Regions from separate parts of the Homo sapiens genome. Here region 1 is linked to region 2. A link is an interaction called in ENCODE POLR2A ChIA-PET data of the cell type or tissue named here. Cell type or tissue: Panc1. All regions are shown on one strand. Each heading gives the region's core, and the rest is flanking DNA. Links, peaks and the distances in the headings are about the cores only.

What was found. Peaks named below come from ENCODE experiments on the same cell type or tissue, not always from the same donor. Only the 100,000 strongest peaks of a DNase experiment are listed, where the experiment ranks them.
Region 1: POLR2A ChIA-PET joins it to region 2 with 5 read pairs; 10 of 35 experiments call an interaction of 5 or more read pairs at or near these places.

Annotation. Positions count from the first base shown.
Region 1 is chr7:105,096,330-105,099,152 of GRCh38, forward strand. All of the region lies in intron 15 of KMT2E (lysine methyltransferase 2E (inactive)), which reads left to right. Among named protein-coding and RNA genes, the nearest start is that of KMT2E, 84 kb to the left of the region's middle. In Panc1, for the core only: no CTCF peak of the experiment used is centred there; a DNase peak (open chromatin) is centred at 1,522.
Region 2 is chr7:105,041,366-105,044,188 of GRCh38, forward strand. All of the region lies in intron 3 of KMT2E (lysine methyltransferase 2E (inactive)), which reads left to right. Among named protein-coding and RNA genes, the nearest start is that of KMT2E, 29 kb to the left of the region's middle. In Panc1, for the core only: no CTCF peak of the experiment used is centred there; no DNase peak of the experiment used is centred there.

The DNA of each region.
Region 1 (2,823 bases), core at 240-2,739, 55 kb after region 2:
ATTTCCAAAATAATTTTTCATAACCCTCATAATGTACTTTGGGAATACAATCTTGGTAATATTTGATGGCCTATATTATCAGATTGCTTAAAATTGAGTCCACAGAAGATGATTCAGTGTGGTCTTCATATTTAAAAGGACGGACATTTGAGAAACGGTGAAAGGGTATGACAAGGAAGTCACGTAGGCAAGAGATTCCTGGACTTGTCAAGCAGGTATTATAGTCTAGTCTGGAATTTTTATACCACCACAACATAAACTTCATGAGGGAAAAAACTTTCAGTTTTATTCATTGTTGTAGCCCTAGCTCCTAGGGGAATAAAAAATGGTGGGCAAAAAAGTAGACCATCAATAAATGAGCTAACTGAATGTTTATAACAACCACTTGAGGAAAGATAGACAGACAGATACAGGCCCATGAATGTGAACTGAATGAAGCTTCCCTGTAGTTCAGGTAATGGATGATCTGGAGGCCTTGCCCTGAATTGTGCAGGATTCCCCACAATTTTCTCGGCTTTCATCCTTCACATCAAGTATTCCACGCAAGTATAATTTGAGATGCTTTGTGAAAAAGAGCCGTGACCAGTTTACTGTGATGAGCACTATACTATATTCTTCCTTTTCAGATTACCAGTGTACATGTGTTTAAAAACTTGACACAATTGTCAGATTTTCCTAAACTTGTATACCCTTGCAGTTTCTTGTGGATAACACCTTTGACCCCCACAGAGTGTTATTCAGTGGAACAGACTCTGTGGGAAAACACTGCAGAATCCATGCTGTTACTAAATGTCTCTAGGAAAACTTGACTGACTTCATTTAGAAAATCACTTTAGAATATGCAATGCTTTAATAATAAAATAGGATAAGTTTGTTGCCAGAAAAGTCATCTGGTGACAGGATTTGAGATGTTATCCAACTCCCTGTTCTGTCCTCCGTTGATGCTGATTTTTTTTGTAAGGTCCTGTTTTCTCTAATTGTAGAGACTGGGAATTTTATTTCTAAAGATAAGTAATTAATGACATTGTGGTGTTAGTGAAAGGGAACCTGTTTATTATTTTTTTCATTTTTTTTGAGACGGAGTCACACTCCGTTGCCAGGCCTGGAGTGCAGTGGCACAATCTTGGCTCACCGCAACCTCTGCCTCCCGGGTTCAAGTGATTCTCCTGCCTCAGCCTCCCAAGTAGCTGGGATTACAGGTGCCCACCACCACGCCTGGCTAATTTTTTGTATCTTTAGTAGAGATGGGGTTTCACCATGTTGGCCAGGCTGGTCTTGAACTCCTGACCTTGTGATGATCCACCCACCTCTGCCTCCCAAAGTGCTGGGATTACACGCGTGAGCCACTGTGCCCAGCCACCTATTTTTATTAGGTACTCAGTTCAAACAAAATGAGGTTAATCAGCTTTAACTGCCTTCTAATAAATTCAAGATTTCCAAAATTGTTGAAATGCTTCCAGTTAGTTACATGTCTTTAAGTAACGTGATACGTGCTTGACATAATGTACACATGGTTCTTACTCATTTAAAAACAATGTGAGTGCTTGCCATTTGAGATATCGGATGAGCAAAGAAGGAAAGGTCACTGCTCTGGAAAAGCTTTCGTAGAGAATGGGGTAGAGGAAATAACAAACGAGTATCAAAATAATAAAGAGTGCCATGAGTATAAATTCCATCATCACATGATAGAGGAAATGGAGACACCACACAAGCCATACGTGTTATTTTGGAATGATTTTTATTAGTAACAAATAATCTTACCCATCTTTTTAGATTTATAAGTTTATCTTTGTTATATAAAAGGGTAACAAGTTTTTTTGAGCAAGGAATCATTTAATTTCTCTATTTCAAGACCAAAGAAGAATAGGGTGATTTTGTAGGTGGGCTCTGGCTTTCCTTTTCCTATTTTTTTTTTTTTTTTTAGATAAAGACAGGGCCTCGCTCTGTTGCCCAAACTGGAGTGCAGTGGTATGACCAATAGCTTACTGCAGCCTCCAACTCCTGGACTCAAGCAATCCTCCTGCCTCAGTGTCTGGAGTAGCCAGAACTACAGGTGCATGCTACCATGTTCCACTAATTTTTTTGTTTGTTTCCTGAGACAGAGTCTTGCTTTGTCACCTGGCTGGAGTGCAGTGGCGCAATCTCAGCTTACTGCAACCTCCACCTCCCTGGTTTAAGTGATTCTCCTGCCTCAACCTCCTGAGTAGCTGGGACTACAGGCGCGTGCCACACCTGGCTAATTTTTGTTTTTTTAGTAAAGACAGGGTTTCACCATGTTGGCCAGGATGGTCTTGATCTCTTGACCTCATGATCCACCCTCCTCGGCCTCCCAAAGTGCTGGGATTACAGGCATAATAAACCACTGCGCCCAGCCTAAATTTTTTTGTGGAGATGGGAGTCTTGCTTTGTGATGGGGATATTATTAAGCAGACTGCTTATAGGAAATTACAATGCTTGGTATTTACTCTTGGAAAACCATAAACTAAGACATATGTCATAAAAACAATGTATAGATTTCATGGGAAATCTATCGAGTTTAGATTATATAGCACAGGTGTTAGGGGCTATGGAAAGTCTGCAGGGGTTAATTAGGAATCCTAATTTCTCTATCTCCAGAGTCAGCTCTAACTACCTCAAAGAATAAAACTTATTTTTCAGTTAGAGCTATAAAATGGGAGGCAAATTTTGTCTTTAAATAGGTACCATATACATGGCTGTGTCAAAGAATGTACTGTATGTAATGGTGACTAGAAAAGCTGAATGATGTATGACCTTTAAGAAATTAAAAATAAATGTAGAAAATCAGGCACGTTTATGTTCCAA
Region 2 (2,823 bases), core at 262-2,761:
TGCTGACAGGAGTCATTAATTTGTTGGTGCTTGGGTTCCCCCCACCCCCAGCAACAGATGGAGTTTTGCTGTGTCTCCCAGGCTGGAATGCAGTGGCTCTATCTCAGCTCATTGCAACCTCTGCCTCCCGGGTTCAAGCAATTCTCCTGCCTCAGCCTCCCGAGTAGCTGTATTACAGGCGTGTGTCACCACGCCCAGCTAATTTTTGTGTTTTTAGTAGAGATGGGGTTTCATCATTTTGGCTAGGCTGGTCTCGAACTCCTGACCTCGTGATCCACTCTCCTCGGACTCCCAAAGTGTTGGGATTACAGGCATGAACCACTGCGCTCAGCCGGTGCTCGGGTATTTTTAGTTTGAATTTGTATAATTGAAGATTCTAAAATATTTTGTATATAATGAAACATTTTCAGAAACTTTTTACTTGTTCTTTTTTCATCCAGTGCTTAACATTTTTGCTTGTGATTTCTTGACACTTAATCGACTATGAAGAAACTATTTTTTTTTCTGCTGCTTTTAAAGTGAGTGTTGATTTGTTTGTACTAATTGGAGGTGCTTTCATTTAAGCGTGGCTTTGTTTTTGTATTCAAAAGCCTGCTTTAAAGTACTGTCCTTGCATTGTTTACAACTGTTCTTTTTTTGTTGTTTGTTTTGTGACAGAGTCTCACTCTGTCATCCAGGCTGGAGTGCAGTAGGGCAGTCTCAGCTCACTGCAACCTCCAGGCTCAAGGGATTCTCATGTCTTAGCCTCCTGAGTAGCTGGGATTACAGGTGCATGCCACCACACCCAGCTAATTTTTGTATTTTTAGTAGAGACAGGGTTTCACCACATTGACCAGGCTGGCCTCGAACTCCTGGGCTCAAGCGATCTGCCCACCTTGGCCCCCCAAAGTGCTGGGATTACAGGCATGAACCACCATGCCCAGCCATGTTTACAGCTGTTCTTAGGGTAATGCTGAATTTTTCATTTGTTTCGTACTTAATCATAAACAATTTTTTCTTATAATTTTTTTCACTTGTAATACATACAGAGCTCATTGTATTCATATAATGTTCTGTAAGTGTTAAGCAGCTCCCCTACTTTGAGCAATGTGTTTTATATAAAATATCTTAATCATCCCAGCAAAAAGGCAGGTATTATTTTCATTTTATAAGAAATGCAGCTCAAGGAGATTAACACATTTGCCTATGGCCACATAATTAATAAAAGGTAGAGTTAGGTTTGAACCCAGAGTTGCTTGGCTCCAGATTCATGCTGCCACATAGGTCAGAAGAGTCACATTTAGTTAATAGAGGAGTAAAATGAAGTGAAATGCCACATGTGATGAACTGAGGACAATTGTCATACCAAACTTCATTTGCTCTTTATTTTTAAATTTCTTACGTATTTTCATACAAATATTTAAAAATAATAGATTGTAAGAGAGAGAAAAGAAATGGACAGATTTTGATCGCAAATCTGAAGGAGTATATTGAGAAGTCATGGAGATTTTTTACACCTATTAATATAACAATTAGTATAACCTATTCATGTTATGCCTTCAATAACATACACTGGCTATGGTTATATTATTGAAATGTATGTTATTGGAGGTCTTAACACTCAAAGGGAAAATTAGAGGTTTTACCTAAGATCTAAGATGCTGGTATGAGCTTCTCATCAAAACCCACTTGCAGTTTGAGAGTTTATACAGAGAAGAAATTAAATTTTTAATTGGGAAGAAGAACATCCTTTAAGTCCAGTTTCTGAGGAATTAGAGCTTATTTATTCCATCATTCTAAACTGTTCTTTTTCTCTAAATGCCTCCTCAATTTAATGATTGGCATTTTTCCCTTTTTAGATTTTCAGTTCTAACTTACTTAAATTTCTTTTTTTCTTTTTTTTTTTTTTTGAGACGGAGTCTTGCTCTGTCGCCCAGGCTGGAGTGCAGTGGCGGGATCTCGGCTCACTGCAAGCTCCGCCTCCCGGGTTCATGCCATTCTCCTGCCTCAGCCTCCCAAGTAGCTGGGACTACAGGCGCCCGCCACTACGCCCGGCTAATTTTTTGTATTTTTAGTAGAGACGGGGTTTCACCGTTTTAGCCGGGATGGTCTCGATCTCCTGACCTCGTGATCCACCCGCCTCGGCCTCCCAAAGTGCTGGGATTACAGGCGTGAGCCACCGCGCCCGGCCACTTACTTAAATTTCTGCATTAATAATATATGATGTGGCTTAGGTGATAATTTGTGATGGTTTTTTAATGAATAAGGACATTTTGGTATAAAACAAATAAGATTTTAAATTTGTAAAGTGGTTCCAGAAAAATGTGGCAATATCAAATAGATTATTGCAAACAGAGTAGTGGTTGTTCTTCCTTTAAAGTTTTTGATGTTAATTTAGAATTACAACACATTTGGAAATAGCGTTTTTTCATTTTTAAGAATAGAAATATTACGTAAATAATTCAGCTCAGTGTGGTGGCTTATACCTGTAATTCCAGTGCTTTGGGAGGCTGAGGCAGGCAGATCGCTTGAGCCCAGCAGTTTGAAACCAGCCTGGGTAATACAATGAGACCCTGTCTCTACAAAATAAAAATTTTTTAAAAATTAGCTGGGCATGGCAGCGCATGCCTGTAGTCCCAGCTACTTGGGAGGCTGAGGTGGGAGGATCACTTGAGCCCAGGAGTTCCAGGCTGCAGTGAGCCATGATCGCACCACTGCGTTCCAGCCTGGGTGACAGAGCAAGACCCTGTCTCAAAAAAGTAAAACAAAATAATTCTACTTCTGATGACCAAAAATGTTCTCTATATTTGTAAAGTTAGTGAAGCAATGAAAATTAAAGTGGTA